2 separate regions of the Mus musculus genome follow, and region 1 is linked to region 2. The links are chromatin loops, found by intact Hi-C in ENCODE. Cell type or tissue: left cerebral cortex. All regions are shown on one strand. Each heading gives the region's core, and the rest is flanking DNA. Links, peaks and the distances in the headings are about the cores only.

Region 1 (12,096 bases), core at 2,266-10,265, 170 kb after region 2:
ATCTTTTGGTCATTTGTCCCTAGCTGAATGTCCCCTACTCAGCCTTCTCTGACCCTTCTGCCCCTATCTGTGACCTGACTCCTCAGCTGTGGGCTCCAAGTTTGGACGTGGAGTCCCATCTGTTTAACCTGCTCCAGCCAGAGCACGGGAAGCCTGTCCATTGTAGGCATCCAGAACCAGTCCATTCTATTACCCAGCCGATGCGGTGTGCAGGCCTGTGTCTTGCAGGCTTCTGCTTGCTCTCTTTACAACTATGTAAAGAGAGGGTCTCTGGATCTCCCTACCATAGCCTCCCCTGCTTTTCTTGTCTCCCTAGCAGCCTTGGCAGCCTCTTTACACAGCCTACTAGGCCTGGCAAGGAGCCTTCATAGAGAGGCCCAAAAGATGTGGGCAGCTCCATCAGACAGGAGCTCCAATGCAGCCCCTCCCTCTGAAAGACTGCCTCCGTTCAGAGGCCCTAACCCATGACTCAACGTTTTTGAATGCCATCAGGCCCCACACAGACACACGTGCAAGGTGTATGTTTTTTCTGGTCCTGTGTCAAGCTGAGAGTTCTACAGAATGCTGTGTTTTACCTTTTCTAGTCTTGTAGTATAAGGGCAAGCACTGGTACCCACATAACCTACTGAGAAATGGGCCAGAGTGACCAGAGAGAGTAATCAGTCTCGAAGCAGGGTCAAAAAGGAACCCCAGGTTGTATAACTAGGGTTCTCATTTGCAGATAAAGATCTTGACTTTAAACGTTCGTCCAGAAACACAGAAGATCACCTTTTCCTGAAAACCAGGAGTAACAACGATCAGGGGAGGGGGAAGGACAGATGATTGACACCTCAGCTAGGACGGATCTGTGAAGGGAACAGAGCATCAACCATCTTGGGTTAGAGACAGACTTCTTTAGGAGGAGACAGCAGAGATCCATGCTCCTGGTCATGACAAAGCTGCTCAAGTTGCAGGGACTTTGCCTGCAATATGGGCATAACTTCTGCTTTGGAAGCTATTGGAAGAACAGAAACATAAGGGAGGCCATGTGAGATATATCTGGCATATAAAACTTGAGCTGAAATCTGTTTGCAATGGGTCTAGCCCCTCAATGGATTGGCCTTCTTTGTGGTCCAAGACCCTTCATCCTGTTCTTCTAGAAGTTAAGTCAGGGAGAATAGCCTATAAGCCAAAGTCCTACCACCGGAAAGGGAGGCTGGACTGGGATATGTACATACACTGGGATGAAAGGCTGCTTTGTGGAGGAGCTGAGAAACATGCCTCATTCTTGAACAAAGAATCTCTCTGCCAGACGTGAGAGCCAACTGACTCTGGTTTGCTGTGGACACTTTACAGTCCCTGATGCAGAGGCCACCTTTGCAGAATAAAGCAGACTCACCAATATCTTCCCTGCTTTCTCCTCATGTCCATTACTCCTCTTCACTCCAACTATCTCTTCCCAAAGTGAGACCCTCCCACAAGATGGCCATGGTTACCTAGCCATCTCCAGTCTCTTTGTCAGAGAGTACAGGCAACTGTTCTCTTCTTATCCCTGCAGAAATCTGGACCCTCTAAGGGTCGGCGCAGTAGAAGAAAGGATAACCTGGAGGTCATTTTGCCCTATCAGAGCCCCGCACTCCTGTCCTCTCCAGCTATGGACCTTAGAATTACTCTGTGTCTTTGTTTTTCCATGTGTAAATGAGGGCTCGTAGTGCTTGCCTTGAAGGATTTGAAGATGTATTTTGATAACGTCTAGTTCAGTGGTCCATAAACTTTTTTTAGAGCACATAAATTCACGCTCAATTTAAATCTCAAGAGAAATCCCGGTATATAAAATAGCTCTGTTGGCAGCAGCGGAGGCGTGAGGCAAGGAGCTAGGACTCCTCCACCAAATGCTGGGAGTTCAGCGAGTCCAACATAGCTGAGACCCGGTTCCAGCTCTGACAGCCAGCTCTGGAGGGCACTGGAAATGCCACAGCAGCAAGAGGAGGTGGGTGGTTTGTTTGACAAACTGGCATCAAAGACGGGTGTATCTCTAGGAGAGACAGAGGTGAGGAGTAAGGGTGGGAAACGTGGCAGACACAAGAGTGCCCTTCAAATTTCCTACAGGCAGATGAAGGAACAAGAGGCTTCTCTCCACGGCTGCCTCTCAGCTGTTCAATGGACATGTTCCCTGTTCTCACAGAAAGCCTTGCCACACCCTGCATCTGCTAGCTGCAGTGCCCTTTGCCTAATTGCTCCATCTAAATCTGGCTTATCCTTTGAGATCCCAATGTTACTACATCTCAGAGGCCTTCTGTGATTGTCTACAACCAAGACCAGGAATAGCATTGCCTTTCTCTGCCTCCTGCAGCAAGGGGGTGGGGAGAGGATACAGAAGCTAAGAGCATGGGACTCAGTTTCTCCATCTATTGAGTAGGAATATGAGAACTAAATTAAGTGACCCAGACAAAATCCAGCACACAGTAGGCACTCTGCAAGCAGAAACTGCTCATCATATGTGGCTGCACCCTCTTTTAAGTTCTGACACATAGTATGGTATGAACAAAATGCTTACCAAGGCCTCACCCCTATGTTCACTAGCATCCTGAGCCTCAGGAAACTGGTCCCCTTGAGTTAGCAGCTATATTTAGGGGGCAGGGGACAGAGGAAATAGAGAGCGAGAATTATCAGAATGCCAGGCAGTTGGACTCAGCTAGTAACCAATACTGGTGACCAAGTCTTTTGGGGGGTTCAACTACCCACAGCCTTCCTCCACCCTTGTGGGAGGTTTCTCCTATTTAATAGATAAGAAACTAAGACCTAGCAAAGCTCATGGCTTACCTGAGACCACAAAACATTCTCCCCAGTCTATCAACTGGTGGCAACATATCTGCCAGGCTGCTGGATAATCTTGTTCTGCTTAATCAACATCTTATTTTACTGATAGGAAACCTCAAAAATGAGTACAGTCTTGACCAAGGGCTAAGTTCAGGTTCAGTTAAGTGTAGACCCCATCCTACATATTGGATATGAGGTGGGCTTCCTGCCTGCTGATTTTGATTCCAACGTGTAAGCAGGCCAGCTACTCAAAGGGACAAAAGGAGGAATTTTACACTTCTGGGCTGGAAGGCAGCTGTGAAAATCCACGAGAGCTACAGAGGCTCAAGCTAAGACAACCATGTCTAGGGACAGCTACACAGTTCCCACTGCACCCTCGTGCCTTCCAGAGGCAATTTCAAGAGGCCAGAAAACATTGAGACCCCTGCAGAGGCTGAAGCAAGCTGCATTTGGAGGCTCAGTTCTGACGCTGCGGTGGAGGGGCTGAGTTGAGGGCGAGGGCGGAGAGGAGCTGGTATAGAATAGCAATGAGCCAGCCTGCTGGAAGCCAGCCAGTCTCAGGTTCTGAGGACAGAGTCAGAGCTCCCCCCACACCCCAGCTCCTGCAGAGAGAGAGAGAGAGAAAGAGAGAGAGAGAGAGAGAGAGAGAGAGAGAGAGAGAGAGAGAGAGAGAGAGAGAGAGAGAGAGAGAGAAAGATCACATACACATGCATGTCTCTTTCTTTCACACACACACAGAAAGAAAAAGATCTATCACACACACATGCCCCTCTCTCACACATATACACATGCAATATCTCTCTGTCACATAAACACCTCATCACTAAAAGCTCCTAACGAAGCCACCACATTAACTATGTATAATAAATGCCTGTGTTTTGATTAGCTCGTGAGACTATATGGCTGGTTCATTTCTTAGCTCATCTAATACCTACCATCAGATTGTGGTTTTCCATTGTCCATTTCACAGGTAGCTACACGGAGGCCCTGGTTTCCAACCTCCCAGTCCTGGCTTGTGGGAACTCCTTCTAATGCCAGAAGTCAGAGGGTCAAGCACTGAGTTGGGTTTATCACTGAGTCAGATGTTTTCATGGGATCGTGGAAGTGGCCAAAGAGACGGAGGAGATAGAGGAATAAGCTTCCTTGTCTTCTTTGACTTAACTGGCCCTATAGTACCTCTTCTCTAAGAGCCACCAAAGAGGGCAAGCAGGGCTGGCCAAGTGTGACTGACTAAACAATCCTCCCTCAGGCCCAGCAGGAAGTCACGAGATCTGTAACAGCCATTCCAAAACTACTACAGCGATGGTCTTACCTGTGGAAAAAGTGGGTACAGCAGAGAATCAAGGCCAGTCCCAAAGAGAAACAGATGGAGCTGGCAGGCAGTATCTGGCCCCGGCTATTCTGCTCTTAAACCCTGAACCTATCAGGAACCCTTTCTGTCCCCTAAACTCTCTTTGATTTAAACCGCCCATGAATTTTCTTCCTGGACCACATGAAGGCCAGGATTCAATTATATACATTTGTGTAGTGTAGTACTTTCAGGGAAGTGCTCGGTACGCAGTGGATGTCCAGTCCTTCTTAGCCACCCTCTGCCCTCTCTCCCATGAATGTAAACTCCTTGAGGTGAGAACCCCCGCCTGAAGCTGTTACTGACACCTACTCTGTACCTAACACAAGTCTTGGGCATAGTGGGAACTCGACAGCCAAAGTGAGAGAATCCGTCTAGACCTTATGTGCTATTTGTGTCTCCCTGCATGCCCAGCCTTAGAGAGCACACTAGGAATGTTGACCTGAACCGTACGCACTTGGAGACCCTCAAAGTCACTAACTGCCCTCCTCTGAAGTCCAGAGCTGCAATAAAGGCCCCCAAAGACCACATGTTGCTACACTGAAGAGAAAGTTCTTGGAAGTGAAATTCCATAGTATGAAAGATCTGGTTTTCCAAATGCACAGTCCCAGAGGTAGAAGTGGGCCTGAACCGGGCTTCTCTCCTCCTCAGACCACGCTAGGTTCTCCCCACCTAAATGGATTGGAATGCCAAAGTAGCTAAAGCAGGCTAGGCTTGCGCCTTATACCCAGGCACTCTCTTAAAAGCACTGCACAGGGCTGGAGATGGCTCAGTGATTAAGAGCACTGGCTGTTCTTCCAGAGGTGCTGAGTTCAATTCCCAGCAACCACATGGTGGCTCCCAACCATTTGTAATGAGATCTGATACCCTCTTCTGGTGTGTCTGTAAACATCTGCAGTGTACTCAACGCATATACATAAAATAAATAAATCTTTTTTTTTAAAGTATTGCACAAATGACACCTACTCCAATCCCCCACCACTACGAGGTGGGCACCTTCATCTGCAGTATTCAATCAGAAAAGCTGAGGGACATGTCCAAGGTCACCCACCAAGCTAGGAAGCAGCAGAATCTCTCTGGAGTGCTTGCCTTCGAACTTCGAGGCGCCCTGCCCCCACCCCACCCCCTACCCCGTGCCCTGAGGGAAGAGGGGCAGGTGAGGAGGAGCAAGGTCTTCTTGAGTCAGATGAACTCTTGGAAAACTGGGAGGTTTCAGGATGGAAGCTGGGAGGAGAAATGGCACAGTGAGGGCCCCTTGAGGCTGCCCTCGGGGCTCCCAAGGGGTGAGGGTGCTCTCTTGCTGGAGTAATGAAAAGATAGTCTTCCAGCATACTACCCCTCCCCTCGCCGATATTCTCACTGCCAAATGAAACCTGGCAGCTTCTGAAAATAGCTCGGCGCTGCAGCAGGCGCTCTGCCCGCCCTTCAGCAGGCTGGCACGCAGCTGGGGGTGGCCACTGTGGGCAGACGCTGGCACACACAGAGCCGGGGGTGGGTGTCACACACACAGTGCACAGGGGCGGCACAGAGCTGGAGGCATGCGGCAGCTGCCATCTCTCGGTCCTTCTGACCTTTCTACAATGAATGAGACAGAGGTGTTGGAGTCTGCCTAGCATGTTTACCAAGTCAGAGGCACCCTCTCCAGGCAGGCTAAAGTCACCAGTAGGGGTGTAGAGTTGTCCTTTGAGCACTTTGACCAACTAGGTAGACATAAAGAAACCCAGGAATCATTGAAAAATGTTAAAAATGTGTTTATTGATATCAGAATATAAAACCCAGCAGCATTGTAATTGATAAGATCTAAGGTTTCCCAGCCAGTGAGAAGGGCCAGGATCTAGGATCTAGGAAGTAGGCTGGGTGCCAGGCACTTGTCAGGTCACCAATCAACCACTCAGCACCTGGATGCTGCCCTGGGCAGGACAGGGCAGAGCTGGCTAAGTCTGGGATCAGCCAAGGAAAACCCTCTCTGCTCCAATTCTGCTAAAGCCAGGACCAGACCTTGTAAGCACGGCTCAGCAGCCCTTCACCAGCCAGGTCTGATCCAGAGTACCAGAAAAGGTCCTAGATAACAAACAGGGAGCCAAGTGCGACCTTTCACAAAAGTAAGTCCCAAGGTTGCCCGTGCTGTCAGCAGAGACGGACTTTCCTACCTGAGATCCCGTGCTGTCAGCAGAGACTGGCTTTCCTACCTGAGATCTGGTGAGCAGGAAGAGGTGGGGGCTTTTGTCACAGTGAGGTTTCCAAACTGGAAAAAGGTTAAGGATACCCACCCCCAACATACATATCCACACCTTCAGTTGAGATGAGAAGTTACCTTTTGGATCAGGGGGTAATGGAGAGGATGCTTGGCCCAGGGACTCTAGTGGCTCTCTGAGTGTTACATGGGCTCTTGCTACAGTAAGGCAGGGCTGGACCACCCAGGAAAGCAAGCAATCAGGACTCTGCAGCCTCTAGCAGACCAGAGGAGAGAGCCTGGGGAGGGACATCCAGTGTGAGAGAGACAGACCTCCCCAAGAAGGTAGACCCTTGATTGTCCCTCCTTCCTCCTGTGTTCAGTATTCTCAGACAGCAACATGGCCTCTGGTCACCATAGCAACCAATGGCCCAATACCTTCCTCAAGGCCAGACCCATCTGCCCACACAGCAGGACACATCCTTTATAGAAAAACGGGTATATCCGCCACAACACCCAGTGGCCTAGAAGTAAGGCTGCTTCCTGAGGCAGAACAGAGCTGTGGCCTCAGTCAAGCTGGTGTGCAAAGTTGCTCCAGCTGTCGCAGAGGGCTCCCATCCCTGTCACCTGCAGCTTGCTAGAGCCTGAGACTTAGGCTGGGATTCTTGGGCCAAGCTCTTTATCCCCAAGTTCAATGTGACACATAAGACAACAAAATTGTCCTTTTGTTATAAGAACGACTCCAGCCCCTCCTGGCCAGAGCCTCAGGACATTACAGTCTGTCAGCCTGGCTTCTCCAAGGCACCATGAGTTACTGGTTGTTGCATCCTTGTGAGGCTGAGGAGCTGCCTGCCTGCTTTTTCCTCCTCTTGTTGAGGAGCCGGTTGTTAGAGGTCTTCAGGTCCTTGATCTTCACCTGGTCATAGTCTACCCGCATAGTGGCCAGGGCACTGGTCATCTCTTCCTGCATACCATTAGCATAACAGAGAGAAAAGGTCAGCATGGATGGACCTTAAAAGCCATCACTCCCATGCCTAGGAAGCCCCTCAATAATAATAGCACTAACAGGAATATCAGTGTGCACTGCTCCAGTACCCACTATGTGCTTGGCCCTGGGCACATAATCCTCTCTACAACGTGTGTGTGTGTGTGTGTGTGTGTGTGTGTGTGTGTGTGTGTGTGTGTGCTGGACACTGAGTTTATTCATAAAGACAAAAGAAAAGGGATGTGTCCCTGGATCATCAAGGCTACTTGGACAGAGAACTGAACCAGTGACATTTGTATAGAACCTTGAGGCATGAAGACAGTGGCACTTCTCTGGATCTCCAAGGGTCTGCAGCTTGAAACCTGATCGCTCTTCCATGCTATTTCATAGGGACCCACCTGACCCTCACTATGTCTAAAACAACGCTGGTTCCTCTCTTGAATGCTATCCGTCATAAGAGTGTTTACAACCAATGCTTGGGCCCCAGATCCTTTCATCGAGTCCCTGGTCTAAAGTCCCTCACTAAAGATTGACCCACGAGCATTAACCTAGATGGAAAAGTTCAGCAGCCAAGTGCCCAGTGGTATTCCTTGGCTGGATCACTGGGGCAGTCACTGACATCCTCCAGGTCCAGGAGAGGAGCTACACTCTAGATCTAAAGATGCCATCCTGGAATGTATAGAGACTGAGACAGAATCTACTCACCTTGACGTCATCCCAGTGATCTTTGTCTTCCTGGAGCACTCGGGCTGTGTAGAGTGGGGTCTGTGGGACCACCATGGATTGCTAGAAGGAATCACAAGCCCACGGATTACTGCCTAGAACTCTGTGGAACAGCATATGTTACCTCCACCACATACCCTGCTCCCATTCTCAGGTGGGGAAATGGTGGCTCAGAGAGGTGAAGGAGCCAGATTGAGACAGAGGCAAAGCCAGGACACAGGTCGGGGTGTTACCATACATCACTGTACAAGGTCCCAGCCCAGCCCTGCACCCAGGCCTCCAGGACTATCCCCTTCCATCCTGCCAGCCCTACTCCAGGCCAAGACCACGCTCACATTGATCCAAGGATGGTTCATAAACTGCATGATCGTTAGCCTCTCTGTGGGATCTGTCTTCAGGAGCAGGCGGATTAGCTGCTTGGCTTGGGGACCCAGAAAAGAGGAATCAGTGAGTTACAGTCCCTCAACTCCCCCACATGAGTCACAAGCTCTGTCAGACAGGACTATACGTGCACCTACATTCTTCATGATTAGAAATGGTGAGTTAACAAGTGTTTCTCGTTGAAGGTCACTAAGTACTCAGGATAATTCATTAAGCAACAATAGATAATACAAGGCCGAATTGTTTGAGCTACCTGGGAGGGAAAATATGAACAAAACAAGGAAGGGGTCCTGGGAAGGTGATATTTATGGGGTTTTATGTTTTTGTTTGTTTGTTTTTCAAGACGGGGTTTCTTTGTGTATCCTTGGCTGTCCTAGAACTAGCTCTGTGGAGCAGGAAGGCCTTGAACTCACAGAGATCCTCCAGCCTCTTTGCCTCCTGGCTGGGGAGACAAATGTTGAACCCACTTGACAAATATAAAAACTGAGACTTTGAAAAGTTCAGATGACTTGTCTAGGTTTGAATAGTGAGGATTTGAACACAAGTCAGTTTGACTGCCAAAGGTGTTAGCATTTCCTCTAGGCTCCACCCAACATTTACCCAGCAATAGCTACCTGCCAGGTATGAACCTTGCTCTGTTTGGCTTCTTTCTCTCCATCCTCTCTCTCTCTCTCTCTCTCTCTCTCTCTCTCTCTCTCTCTCTCTCTCCCCCTCCACCCCTGCCCCTTCCCCACATAGTTTGATTGTTCAGGGAGACACCTTGGCAGGGTCCACCACCCACTTCCACCGCCATTTTATAAAACAACAAAAAATTATATCTCCCAGAATGAAGGTTGAAGGGGCCAGGTTGAGTAGAGAAGCTTACTAACCATCCTCAGAGACATCTAACCATTCAGGGTTAGGGAAGCTATACTGGCCCAAGCGAATCCTTCTTTTCATTCCTGGAGAGATGGCCTGGCCGGTGTTGGAGTAGAAGGGTGGGAATCCACACAAACTGGCAAAGAGAAGAGGTCGTTTGGCACAAGGGTTGGGCACACAAGGGTCAAACAGAGCCATTCTCTCCTTTTCACTAGGGAGACAGGCTTCCAGACACCACAGCAATAATACCAGCCCTGTGGACTCTTGAACACATCCCAGGAATGCCATCAGCCTTGACATGAGGAAGCCCGCAGGCAGTTTCAAGGCCTGTATCTAACAACACAGGAAACAAAAGACAACCTGGCCAAGGGATGACTCGTAAAAAAGTCCCTCCCTAGGGACACAGGGAGTGAGAAGCTGAAATAGCTCATGGAAAGGTAGAAGCAGAAGGTTGAGGCAGGGTTGCGGGGGTGGGGGGTGGGGAGTGGTACTCACAGGATGTACATGATGACGCCCAGGGACCACATATCACAGGACTTGTCATACTTCTCTGGACCCAGGACCTCAGGAGCTACCAAAGCCGAGGGCATAGGAAATCTCTTAGCCCCAAGGGTCTTGGGGACTAGGAAGAAATCTTAAGCCTGGGTAAGGTGAGGAACAGGTACCCAGGCTGGGAGATAGGGCAGAGCAGACTAGTGTCTGGCACCTTCTGGGAAGGCAGCATGTGTGTGAAGTTGGGGGAGGAGAGACAGCTACCAGAAAAAAAAAAAAAAGAAAGAAAGAAAGAAAAAAAAAAGCTGCTTTCAGACAAACCCCTAGCTACTTCCAGCCCCTCTGCCAGTCTCAACTTGGTAAGAGAGAGGAAGGGAGAAGGCCAGCCCCAAGTTTGGAGAGGCCTCGCCATTGAAGAGGATCCCAGTCTGCCAGCCGTGTTCTGTGTTGTGTCTCTCAGCATTGTGTCTCCCTGAACGCACAGCCTGGATCACAGGGTTCTGTGTTCCAGTCAGCTTGGATACCCATCCATTGGCCTTAGTCTTCCAGTCAGTGCATTGAGCTCAGCGGGCTGGACTTATCATGAAAGTATTGCAGAATACTCTAGATAAACAGGGGCCTTTCTGAAGCTTTGTACCCTTAATTGCTCTCCCAAAGGGACAAACGTCAGTCATTGCCCAACTCTCAAGGCAGGGGCACTTGTTACAGGGGCCTTAGGATGTACTGGAGCCTGCCAGGAGCTTTCCCAGGAATCATTAAGTATGTGGATGCCCCCTAGCCCCATCTAATTCCTGGCTCAAGGGACCCTTTCCCACAAGGCAGTTACTAGTACCCTGCATCCCTCTAATGTAGGAGAAAAGGCCTGCCCACTTTCTGAATATGAAGATGAAAACCGGAGAAAAACAACTGCGGCTGGGCTCCGTCCCGAGCTGATGGCAGCCTTTTATCACATATATATTTAGAGCTGCTGTGACGTCATTCAGCTCACAGGCCACAGCCAGAATTTTCCTGGATCTATTTTCAAAAGCAGAAGCTGAAGTTTGGAAGAATATTTTTGCAGCCTCCAGCCCCCCCCCCATCACCCGCCTCCATGCAGACAAGAGTGCTCCCTCCTCCCTCTGCTCCCTCCTCCCTCTTCACCAGGCTTTAACTCTTTGGTTTCCACAACCCTCTGGCTAACCATCCTATAGCATTCTACAGCAATGGGGATGCAAGCCACATGCAAAAGACTCACCCACATAATAGGGAGTGTAGCAGGGTGTCTGGAGGGCATTTTGGGTGGTTTCCTTGGCAAAGCCAAAATCGGTGAGTTTAAGTACAGCATCCTTCTCCTTGGATGTATAGAGTAGGTTTTCAGGCTGTATCCAGAAGAGAAAGAAAGCATTAGTATAGAGGAAGGTACCAGGAGTGGACAGAGTCCCCTCCTCCAGATTCCATGCCTCCATCCCTATATATGATAAGCCAGCTCTGTTTTATGGAAAGCTCTGGATCACTAACAACGTGGAACAGATACCTTCACAGAGAGAAAAGTGAGGCAGGTGCTCAGACAAGACCATGAATGATCAGGTGCCATAGAAAGCCCCTGGGCAGAAACTTCTGTCCCTGAGTTGGGGTGAATACCATGAAAGGCCAGAAAGATGCTGGAGTAGAAAGCAGATGCTCATGAGCCAATATCACCAAGCCCAGAAGCAAGCCCACAAAGTCAGCAGGCCAGGCCCACTTGAGGCTGTTCAGGGAAGCATGTGCCCCCAACTCAGACCCCAGGAGCTACACAGAAGAAATCTTCCTCGCTGCAAAGCACAGATGGGGTTGGCAGATGGGGACAGCCAGCAGGGTTCCAGGGAGGAGGCAGCCCTAAAAACTGGCTTTCAGTGAACAGGTAGGATCTAGGTCCATGCCAAAGAGCAGGAGGGATGATGCCCAAGCAAAACTTAGGTGGAAGAAAAGTGCTCCAGTTTGGATGCAGTGGGAGTTGTTTTGTAGGTTCTGTTTGAGACGATCTGACCTTGGATGGGAATAAACAGAGAATCTATTTAGCATACTCTGCTCAAAGACAGCTTCTCTTCCCATAGGAAGAAGAGAACTCAGGGGCTAAAATAAAGTACTATTTAGAGGGTGGGTCTGCCTTGGCTGCGTGTGTACCTTGAATCAAAGGGTAACTGCACGGGCTGGCAGCCCTCAGCCAGAGGAGCATGTCAGCTCGTCTCTCTGCTCTCCTCTGTCTGGGCGTAAGAGGAAGTAAGCCTCGTGCATAAAGGCGAGGAGGAACAAACAGATTCTGTGCTAATAGTGGCGCACACACAAATGCTTATGTGTGTGCATGCATATGGTTATATG
Region 2 (12,096 bases), core at 1,802-9,801:
TCTGCTTCCTTATAAACACTACCTCATTGTCTTTGCTCTTTTTCTGGGAATTAGATTTGATCTTGAACCTACTCAGTAATGATTCTCTACCAGTGAATATGTTCAGTGAATTATTTTCCATCTTTTTTGTTTTATTTTCAAGAAAATTACATAAAATTTATCTGAGTTTTTTAGTTTAGAAATCACATTTTTCCTTCTTTCTTTATTGACTCTAATTCTAAATAATGAGCCTTCTTTATTCTCTTTGTAGATACTGGAGGAGTTTGATTTGTTCTTAAAGTTTTTAGTGAACTTCCATTTCTCTTAAAGGAGAAGTCATTTCCCTTGGGCCCAGATATTTTTAATCCTGGTCTCCCTCTTCCATAAGAGACAATTTATTTAAATATCAGTGAAATCTGATTGCTCATTTATATATAAAATGCACTGGAAAAAATGTAGAAAGTTTTGTGAATAAATAGATGACTGGCAAGCTTTCTTTTCTGGTGAGAGTAGGGAACTGGTCATTATATAAAGCCTTTAGATGCCACAATACATGAGATCCCAATTCTTCCTCCAGTTGCCCAGTTTCTCTGAGGCTGTTAGTTTCTAATATAAAGGAAAAACAACTGGCTATTAATTCTTCCCAAGAAATGATTATCCTTCATACAGACTTTAAAACCATCACTGTGACCTTTTAAGGTCACTCTCATAGCCCCTGATTCTGGGAGCTTCAGAGAAGACTGGCTCCAACATTAGCTGAAGTTCTCTCTGCCTATATTGGCTTCTTCTGTCAGCAACTTATTCCCTACCTTTCAGAAATGCATCCACATGTCTAATTTACTGGTTTCTTTTCTATCATTCCAAAATGCTTTGGCTGGAAGACGTGAATATAAATATTTAAATATATTTAGACAAACATGTGTGTCTGAAGTAGGAAACTACTGGTTGTTTCAAAGTTCAGTGGACATGAAAAATTACTAAATTTATGAATAAATACAACTTTAACTTATATTAATTTATAATGACAAAGTCTCAAATTTTTATTTTTAAAGATTTGCTTTTATTTTATGTATATGGGTGTTTTGCCTACATGTATGTCTTTGTACCATGTGCATACCTGGTACCATAGAAGCCGTAAGTGACCAGCAGATCCCCTAGAGCTGAGGTTGTAGACAGTTGTGAGCTGCCACGCTGGGTGCTGTCAATCAAACCCTGGTCCTCTGAAAGAGCAGCCTGTGGTTTTAACGACCAAGCTATCTTTCTAGTCCTCAAACTTTATTTTAAGGACACAGAAAATCATCATATTCACTATACAAATGCAGGAGTCTTTCTGAATGGCAAATGAGTTAAGAGTATTTTAAAATGTAAATCTTTATTTATAGGTTATGCTTATTCAGATTCATTGTATGGGTATAAAACATATAGAGAACACTAATGCTTCTCTCTCTCTCTCTCTCTCCCTCTCCCTCTCCCTCTCTCTCTCTCTCTCTCTCTCTCACACACACACACACACACACACACACACACACACACACACACACACACATACACACACACAGAGTACACATTTATTTGTTGTGTGTGTAGGCATGCAGATGCCCAAGCAGCAAAGAACTTGCTGTAGCAATCAGTTTCTCTTCCACCTTGTAAAATCTGGAGATCAAACTCAGCTGGAAAGGTTCAGTGGCAAATATCTTTATCCGCTGAGCCATCTTCACTGTACCAACTCCCCTTTTCTCTAAAGCACCACAAAAACTTTTTACATATACTGTAATTAGTAAGGTTTAAAATAAAGGAATTGATCTCCTGGAAGACACCTCAGAGGATAGTCAAATTCCTTAATTCTTTCCAGAAATAAAAACACAGGCTAAGAAAACTTCAGACTAGAACCATTGATAACTAGAAAAAAAAAACTAGCAAAACTGTATGGAGGATATATTATCTTTTAATCATTAAAGAGAAGCTTAGCTCAAGTTTAAATTCTGTGAGGACTGAGTTACAAAGAAACTAAGAGATGCCCAAGTAATAGTTATACTTACTCATTACCCCAGTCCAGACGCACGGTGATGTGCCGCTTAACCTCCCGCACCTGATCCTGTGTCAGGTGACCAGACAGTAGCTGCCTTCGCAGGTCAATAAGTTCATTCATCACATGGCGGAGTTTGTAGAAAAGATCTACTTTGTGTTTCTGAAAGGTATTTTGGTGTGGGTGAAATATAAAAGGGATATGGAAAGGGAATGAAAAGAGAAAGAAAAATAGTTAAACTATGGAAAGTGCTCATTTCCCTGAACTACAAAGGCAATGTAAGAAGGAGAATACTTAGAAACAAAAAGGCACTTCCTACTTTCTAAAAACTTGTACACAGTGATATCTAATAAGGCAGTATAACTAATCTGCATCATCGAAAAAGCACCCCTCTACCTAATCCTGGACCACTCATCTCAAGTAAATCAAAGTTATTAAGCTTAGTCAGAAAAGTAACTTACACAGGAACCCAAAGCTGATTTCACAACGGAAGCAATAATGCCCCTACAAGCAAAGACTTCGACCATCTGGCAACACCTCTAGTTTCATCAGGAGGGATAGTCAAGTTAAAAGAAGGAGGGAAGAGAATTAATTGCCCTATTTTGAAGCAACTAAGGTTTCATATAAAGCCAGTCTCTGGAGTGAGATTTCTTTCTTGGTTTCTAGGCCTCATCTAGCTTTCTAATTAGCTTCTTTTAAACAGTGTGTGTCCCTAGAGTGGGAGATTTCTACTCCTTTCAGCTTAATAAAGATCCTTACGTTATAAAAGTTAAGTAGAAACATCATAATAAACTTAATTAAGGGCATTATAGTGTTTATTACCTTGCAAGTAAATAACAAAACACAAAAAACTAAGTACCCAGTTAATGCTTCAAAAACTGTTCTTAAGAATAAATTTAAGAACTGGAGTATTACTTCACAGAAGCAAAATGACTTTTTTAATACTTAGAATTCTCTTTCTTTCAGAGAGAAACATGATTTTATACAATTGTTGAAGATAGTAAAGTACAACCAAGTATTATTAAAGAATGCTTTAATAATCAATCAACACATTCTATAAATGCAATTTTTCCAAGTACTTTTGTTCCATAATCGCTTGATTCCATGGGTCAAAAGGAACAACTGTATTGTCACAGAAAGGAAGGCTCCCTAATATAAGTATTGACACACAGAGTTAGAAATGTAATGAAATGACTAAAGTACTGTCAGAGAAAAGGCAAGAGCATCAGCTGAGAGTGATGCAAAGGGATGCTGAAGCTTTAGAAAACACGAACCAGTTTCTCAGAGATGCTGATTTGAACTAGAGGATGAAAGATAGTTTCAGCTTCAAGGTAGTTCTGAGAATTGTGAACACTAACAAAAAGTAGGGGTCTTTTTTAGGCCAAGTGTAAGGGAGTGTACTGATACCAGTGTTTCACATATGTCTTCGTATGTGCTATGATTTATTCTTCTTAAAGAAGTATTTATTTTTATTTTATGTGTATTGATGTTTTGCACAGATGTATGTACCAATTCCAAGCCTGGTGCACACAGAGGACTCAAGAGGGCATTGGATAGCCCTGAAACTAGAATTACAGACAGTTGTAATCTGCCATGCTGGTGCTGTGAATCAAGCATAAGTCTTCTGGGAAAGCAGCCAGCACTTTTTATTGCTGAGCCATCTCTGTAGCCCATGTGCTACAACTTAAATTTTTGTGTCACACCAAATTTACATATCAAAATCCTAACCCTTAAGGCAATGGTACTAGAAGACAGTACCTTTGCAGAGATGATTAAAGTTATGAGGGCAGAGCACAATTAGCATTAGTGCCCTTGCAGAGGACTGGTCCATGGAGTTTGTTTCCTCTACTACACAATGTGAGGATGTAGAGAAAAGGTGTCACTTATGTGGAAATGACCTCTCCTATGACAATAACTCTATGTCTTCATCTTAGACTTCCCAAATTCCAGAACTGTGAGAAATAAACTTCTGTTCTTTACAGTTTATGAAATTTTTATAACAGCCTTAATTAACTGAGATTATATATGTAGTATGTATGTGTATAATTATATAATATGGGTATACACATATATAAGCATACACACATGTAATATATACACATATATACATAATGTCTATGCTAGAATACACTGATATAGTTTTTAAAGAATTATAAACAATTATTTGTTTTTTAATAAGAACTTTTTATATTAAAATTTCCAGAAATCATAATAGCACCCATGCCCTGTTCTTGTATGGCAATGTAACACAGACAGTCCTACAGGGAAAGACAGTGGATTTTCTCCATGAATCTAGGCAGGTCTTGAGACCACTCTAAGCAATAGAACATGACAGAATTGAACTAAGTCAGTTGTGAGCCCAAAATTAGACTACTTCTTGCTGTCTATTAGTATGCACGAATAAATAAATTAATAATCGGTAAGTCTTTTAAGCACAGCTGTATGTTGAAGCCACAAGTTGACATCCTAATAACTAGTTCTTAATACCATATACCTAGCCTTGCCAAATTTCCAGATCCCGATTGCCCACCCTACAACCACCTGATTGCAACAAAATGAAACTGTGAGAGAAAACTGCCCAACTGAACTACTGAAACAGTTAACAGTTGTTTGAAGCTTCTAGGCTGTCCCTGGTTTGTTATTACTGGAATATAACCGCTATACTTTTTATCTAGTAGAAAACCCATTCTCACTTAACTATACGAAGGTGGAAAAACCTGCTCTAATCTTTTGTGTAAAAACAGAGTAAGAATGAAATGCATCATATAATTAGAAAGCAGCATTAATAATGCAATCGATGGTGTCAACTTCTTTCCAATCTTCTACACTCAACTCAGTAGTATCCTCTCTCTGGGTCCTTGTCCTTGCTGTGCAGGTGCTTGCTAGCTTGCTTTCACCTATAATAATGTCCTTCCTAAAATCTTACCCTAGCTGTTATCAGTGAAATTCATTCTTTGAATTAAAGGTAAGACCCTAAAGCCACTGACTCAGTGGAAGTCTTATGTACTCTAATTACTGAATTAAGCTGGCCCATAACTATATGCACCAGAAGTTAAAAAAATTACATTAAAAAAATAAAAAAACATCTCCTACGTTGGAATAACTGGATTATAGTCAACATAACCACCAATAAGACAAAACCAAAATTAAAAAAAAAACGGATACAATAATGAACACTTGTAAAAGTTCACAACACTGAGAAAAAAAGTGATGACTCATAAGTGTACAAGGAGGCAATGTGTAAATACACAGAAGTACAGCACTGACAGCAGGACAGACAGCAGCGCCAGAGATGAAAAATGGTGAGGCCTTGCACAGTTCTGTAAAGTTTGCTTCTGTTGCTGTGTCTGTGTGAAAGTCTCACTGGATGCTAGATCCTGAATGAACTCACACTCTTGATCCCCCTGCCTCAACCTTCTGAGTGCTGGCTAGTATAAGTATATATGCCCGCACCTAGCTAAAATTCTTCATCTTATTTGTAACAATTTTATATTCATCAAAACTGTCAACCCACTGGTAAGGGCAGGTTAATACATTTTAAAATAAAAAATGTTAGGACATCAAGTGAGGGATGGGGTTGCCATTCCACAGTTACATCTCTGACCCCTAATTGTTTCCGTCTGAAAGAATTACAGGGATGGAAATGGAGAGGGGCCTGAGGAAAAGTAAATCCAGCAACAGGCCCAAAGTGGGATCCAGCTTAAGGGGAGCTCCCAAGGCCTGACACTATTACTGAAGTTATGGAGCACTCACAAAAAGGGACCTATCACGACTGCATTACAGAAAACCCAACAAGCAGCTGAAAGAGTCAGATGCAGATATTTACACCCAACCAATGGGCAGAAGCAGCTGACCCCTGTTGGTGAATTAGGGAGGGCTGAAAGAAGCTGAGAAGGGCGACCCTATAGGAGGACCAGCAGTCTCAGTTAATCTGGACCCCTAAAATCTCTCAAAAACTGGACCACCAATCAGACAGCATACACCAGCTGATATAAGGGCCCCAACACACATACAGTAGAGGACTTCCCGGTCTGTGTTCATTCAGAGATGATGCACCTAACCCTCAGAAGACTGGAGGCCCCAGGGAGTTTAGAGGTCAGGTGGGGTGGGAGGTGGGGGCATCCACTTGGTGTAGGGTGAGGTAGGGAGGAGGTGTGGGAGGTGGAGCAGAAAGAGGGTGGATGGGGGCATGGGGGCGGGGAATAGAATATGGAATGTAAAAAATAAAATAAAATAAAATAAAATAAAAAAGGAATGTTAATTTTTATTTTACATGGTTTGCTTTTCAGAAAGCTACTGGTAAAGTGCTTTTGTCAAATGAGCAAGTAAGCCAAAATTAAGGCAAAAGTGGTTTAGCCTAAGAGACAAAGGGACCTAGGAAAGAAGCAAATACATTTTTCAGGACATATTAATGTAGAAGGTGGCAGAGTTCCACAAGACATTACTGAGAAAAATTACATTTATTAAATACCTAATGTAATGAACACACTCAGTGGAGATTTTATTTCTGCTAAGAGGTTAGATTTTAGAAAATGGAGTGAATAAGATCAAGCAGTCAGCTCCTGTGAAAACAAGCAATACAAGAAAGGAAGCACAGCCAGAGCTCCTTATTTGTGAAAATAATCACACACACAGCGGAACAACTGAATGCTGACTCAAAAAGGAGTGATACAAAATTCATGAAACAGTTACACAGACATTGTAACCACTGACTACTGATTCCAAAGCTGGCAATGTGGGACACTGGACACCGCAGGACAGGGATGTAGCTGCATGAGCACTCCGTTCACTTACTGTCTTTTACAACAGGAAAACCGTTACATAATACCTAAAGTTTAGAAACCGCATCCATTAAGGGAATACTATTAGAAATGTCAAACACTGAAGAAACAGCTAAGAGAACTAAACAAAGTAAACATAGACTCCGAATTAGAAGTGGGAAGAGATGGCACCAGGACCCAAATTGAATTAAATGACTAGCAGTCCTTAATCTCTAAATCTAAAATTCCGAATTACGTTCAGTTTTGACTGTTTTAAAAGGTAAAACTGAATAACCCCAACTATAAGAAGCCATCCTCCGTTGCTCACACCACTAAGTAGGGATGCTAGGACACAAAGCTGACTGTGAACACAGCCCTCACTCCTTACCAACTTAAATATTGATAATTGGAACCAGCAAATCTAAGTACAATAACTCTCTGTCAAAATCAACACAAAAGCCAGAGCACTTATATGTCTCACTCCTGAAACACATGAGGAATGAAATGCATTCCACAGCAGAAGGTGGCCCTGGAGAAAGCTCTGTGTCTTAACTACAGCATGGCATTTATCCACAGATAGCTTTCACACTGGAGACAGTACATATGGAGCAGGCGTGGTAGCAGCTACCCTGCCAACCAAGCTCTGCGGGGTTCTCAGGCAGAAGGTACATATTTACATCCACTTGTCTAGAAATACAGCAGTAGTCATTTCATACCAGGACCTAATACCAAGGAAACACAAGAGTTCCCTAACTTCTGTGGAATGCCTTGGTGTTTTCATTTGAAGGAAGGAAGGGAAAAGGGGGAGAGAGGGAGAAAAATAATAAATCTATCTGCAATTGTAGTTACTATCACACCTCTGATTTTGTTCTTTCTCCAGTACATGCTGATCTGGACCTAGCCTCAAAATACCATCTAGTTTGTTAGATAAGCTTCTAAGCATGACTACTAGCAACCCACTAGATAATAACACTCTAGTGAGTCTAGCTAAGGGTTTATCTATCTTGTTGATTTTCTCAAGAACCAACTCCTCGTTTGGTTAACTCTTTGAATAGTTATTCTTGTTTCCACTTGGTTGATTTCACCCCGGAGTTTGATTATTTCCTGCCATCTACTCCTCTTGGGTGAATTTGCTTCCTTTTTTTCTAGAGCTTTTAGATGTGTTGTCAAGCTGCTAGTGTGTGCTCTCTCCAGTTTCTTCTTGGAGGCACTCAGAGCTATGAGTTTCCCTCTTAGAAATGCTTTCATTGTGTCCCATAGGTTTGGGTATGTTGTGGCTTCATTTTCATTAAACTCTAAAAAGTCTTTAACTTCTTTCTTTATTCCATCCTTGACCAAGGTATCATTGAGAAGAGTGTTATTCAGTTTCCACGTGAAAGTTGGCTTTCCATTATTTATGTTGTTATTGAAGATCAGCCTTAGTCCATGGTGGTCTGATAGGATGCATGGGACGATTTCAATATTTTTGTATCTGTTGAGGCCTGTTTTGTGACCAATTATATGGCCAATTTTGGAGAAGATCCCGTGAGGTGCTGAGAAGAAGGTAAATCCTTTTGTTTTAGGATAAAATGTTCTGTAGATATTTGTTAAGTCCATTTGTTTCATAACTTCTGTTAGGTTCACTGTGTCCCTGTTTAGTTTCTGCTTCCTGTATGTTCATGGGCATTTCTTTCTTTAGGTTTGGGAAGTTTTCTTCTATAATTTTGTTGAATATATTTGCTGGCCCTTTAAGTTGAAAATCTTCATTCTCATAAACTCCTATTATCTGTAGGTTTGGTCTTCTCACTGTGTCCTGTATTTCCTGGATGTTTTGAGTTAGGATCCTTCTGCATTTTGTATTTTGATTGTTGTGCCGACATTCTCTATGGAATCTTCTGCACCTGAGATTCTCTTCTCTATCTCTTGTATTCTGTTGCTGATGCTCGAATCTATGGTTCCAGATTTCTTTCCTAAGGTTTCTATCTCCAGCGTTGCCTCACTTTGAGTTTTCTTTATTGTGTCTACTTCCCTTTTTATGTCTAGTATGGTTTTGTTCATTTCCATCACCTGTTTGGATATGTTTTCCTGTTTTTCTTTAAGAACTTCTACCTGTTTCATTGTGTTTTCCTGTTTTTCTTTAAGGACTTGTAACTTTAGCCATGTACTCCTGTATTTCTTTAAGTGAGTTATTAAAGTCCTTCTTGATGTCCTCTATCATCATCATGAGATATGCTTTTAAATCCAGGTCTAGCTTTTCGGTTGTGTTGGGGTGCCCAGGACTAGGTGGGGTGGGAGTGCTGCGTTCTGATGATGGTGAGTGGTCTTGATTTCTGTTAGCAGGATTCTTACGTTTGCCTTTCGCCATCTGGTATTCTCTGGAGCTGTGCAGGATACACTCGGTGGGGTCCTGGAACCAAGATGTCTGTGCAGGGTACACTCGGAGGGTCCCGGAATCAAGATGTCTGCTGCCAATGCTCAGGCAAAGCGCTCCCACACCGGGCAGATCCCGATCCTCTGGCCGGGAAAATGGCCAGCTGCCTGTGCAGGATACATTTGGCGGGGTCCCGGAACCGAGATGTCTGCTGCAGATGCTCAGGCAAAGCGCTCCCGCACAGGGCAGATCCCTATCCTCAGAAGTCTTAAGATCCCGTGGCGGGTGTTGTGGGTAGCTGGCGGGTGTCAGCTGGCTCTGAGCCCTAGCTACCCAGGTGCTGCTCAGACCGGAAGGGGCTTGTGCCCCTACTCAGACCGGGTTTTCTGCTTCCCTGACTAATGCAGTCTTAGGTCCTGCAGGATTGGATTGGAGCAGATGCTGTGTTCCACTCACCAGAAGTCTTAAGATCGCGAGGCGGGTGTTGTGGGTAGCTGACTCTGCGCCCTAGCTACCCCGGTGCTGCTCGGACCAGAAGGGCTTATGCTTTTTTTTATGCTTTAACTTCCTTCAGCAATGTATTGGCTTTCAGTGTACAAATTTTTCACTTTCTCAGCCAACTTTATTCCCAAGCATTTAATTGTTTTTGATGCCATTATAAATGAGATTGTTTTCTTAATTTCATTTTCAGATGGTATGCTAATTTTATAGAAATATAAGTGACTTTAATACGTTCTTTCTATCATTAACTTTCCTAAGCCGGGCGGTGGTGGCACACGCCTTTACTCCCAGCACTCGGGAGGCAGAGGCAGGCAGATTTCTGAGTTCGAGGCCAGCCTGGTCTACAGAGTGAGTTCCAGGACAGCCAGAGCTACACAGAGAAACCCTGTCTCAAAAAACCAAAAACCAAAACCAAAAAACAAATACTTTCCTAAATGTTTGTTAATTCTAATAAGGTATATGCATGCACACAGATAGCAGAGATTTCTACATAAGCTAGTTCTCTAGAAACAGATAGTTTTGCTTCTATTCCTGGGTGCTTTTAATTTATCTCTTCCCCATTTGTTCTGACTTGGACTTCCAGAATGAAAGCTATAAAAGCAGGTACCTTTGTCTTGTTCCTATTCTTGGAAGAAAAGCTTCGTGTTCTCACCACTGAGTAGATTACAGCTAGCATGCAGGCTTATCACACGTGATTTTATTAGGCTGAAGTACATGTATTACTGTTAATTACTGCTTAATTGAATCAACTTTACAGGATCTAGAATGACCTAAGAGACAAACATCTGGGGATATCTACGAGTTTTAAGACTGGGCTAACTGAGGGAAGAAGACTCACCTTATATGGGTAATACTATTCCAGCAGCTGGTATCCCAGGAAAAATGAAGAGAAAAAAAGCTGAGCACCAGTGTCCATCTTTCTGCTTCCTGACTGCTGAAATATGACCTGCTGCCAAGTCCTCCTTGCCATGATGGACTTCACGAGGAGCCTAACCAACCCTTTCCTTCCCTAAGTTGCTTTAGACCAGCACTTTTTTCTTTTCTTTCTCTTTTAGCAATGATAGAACTAATAAAAAATTGTTTATTTTACTAAATAACTTTTATCATAAAAGGTAATCTCTGGGTGTTTTACTGCTGTGAACAGACACCATGACCAAGGAAACTCTTATAAAGAACATTTAATTGGGGCTGGCTTACAGGTTCAGAGGTTCAGTACATTATCATCAAGGCAGGAACATGAGAGCATCCAGGTAGACATGGGACTGGAGAAGATGAGATTTCCACCTCTTGTTCCAAAGGCAGCTAGAAGCAGCTGGAATTGGGTCTTAAAGCCCATACCCACACAGTGTCACACCTACGCTAACAAGGTCACACCTCCTAATGATGCCACTCCCTGGGCTTTGGCACTATGACATACATATGATAGATATGTTTTATATCTATCATATAAACCATCATATTCTACTCCCTGGACCCCTTAGGCTTGTTCAAACACATGAGTCTATGGGGGCCATACCTAGCCATAGTATAATAAAAAAGTACATTTAGTCCAACTTTCAAAGTCCTCAGTCTATAGTAGTCTCACAATGTTAAAAGTCCTAAGTTCAAAGTCTCTTCTGAGATTCATTCAATTACTTAACTGTAATCCCCAAAGCAAGACAGGAAACCAGCTGGGCAAACTCCAAATCTCCATGTCTGATGCCAAAGAGGTCTTCAGATCTCCAGCTCCTTTTTTATCTTTGTTGACTACAAAAAGTTCTTTCTCCTTGGCTGTTTCCACTCCCTGTTAGCAGCTTTCCTCTGCAGGTATCCCACAGCTCTGGCATCTTTAATCTCTTGGGGTCTCCAAGTCAACTCCATGTTCACAGCTTCTTGTTCCAATGTTCTATATCTACACATGATCTTCTGGGCTCCTCCAAAGGGCTGGTGTCACTTCTCCAACTCTGCCCTCTGTAGCACTCTAGGCATTTGTTGACTCCACTCCACTGCTGCTGCTGTTCTTGGTGATCCTTCCATGGTTCTCATATTTCCAGTACACTGGGGCCTTCTGCTGCTACCAGGCCTCACCAATAGCCTCTCATAGGGCTCTCTTCATGGTGCCAATCCTCAACTTCTTTGCATGACCCCTTCAGTCCTGGACCATCAACTGCAATTGAGGCTGCACCTTCACCAATGTCCTTCCCTGGACTCTCATGGTGCCAAGTCTCAGCTGCTCTCCATGACCCCTTCATACCTTCAAAACCAGAACCACCTGGGTGATTCTTACACATTACCAAGTCCAGCTAAAGCACGAGATACAAATTTGCTATCTCTAGAACACAGCCTCTTTGTGCTCTTTCAATAATTCCCAGATTTCACCTCAGTGACGCTTGTCTCTTCTTAATCACCAATAATTTCTTAGCTCCAGCTAACCAGCATCAATTGTTCCAATAGTCCCCTTCTCTTCTTGACTATAAAGCCAGAGCCAAATGGTGAAAGCT

Evidence for each region. A loop is a pair of places that touch in the nucleus more often than their neighbours do. Peaks named below come from ENCODE experiments on the same cell type or tissue, not always from the same donor. Only the 100,000 strongest peaks of a DNase experiment are listed, where the experiment ranks them.
Region 1: it touches region 2 in a loop (3-fold over the local background); 2 of 42 quality-filtered maps call a loop at or near these places.

The regions. Positions count from the first base shown.
Region 1 is chr9:107,249,052-107,261,147 of GRCm38, forward strand. It overlaps Mapkapk3 (mitogen-activated protein kinase-activated protein kinase 3), which reads right to left. Exons shown (of 11, transcript NM_178907.3): 6 at 10,994-11,117; 7 at 9,763-9,838; 8 at 9,279-9,403; 9 at 8,364-8,449; 10 at 8,011-8,091; 11 at 5,876-7,284. The coding sequence ends at 7,132. Among named protein-coding and RNA genes, the nearest start is that of Dock3, 23 kb to the left of the region's middle. In left cerebral cortex, for the core only: a CTCF peak has its summit at 5,831; DNase peaks (open chromatin) are centred at 3,325, 5,577, 6,769, 8,453 and 1 more place; H3K27ac peaks cover 6,435 bases.
Region 2 is chr9:107,080,357-107,092,452 of GRCm38, forward strand. Dock3 (dedicator of cyto-kinesis 3) reads right to left here. Exons shown (of 53, transcript NM_153413.2): 6 at 2,019-2,167. Among named protein-coding and RNA genes, the nearest start is that of Gm22454, 11 kb to the right of the region's middle. In left cerebral cortex, for the core only: no CTCF peak of the experiment used is centred there; DNase peaks (open chromatin) are centred at 6,764 and 7,367; H3K27ac peaks cover 787 bases.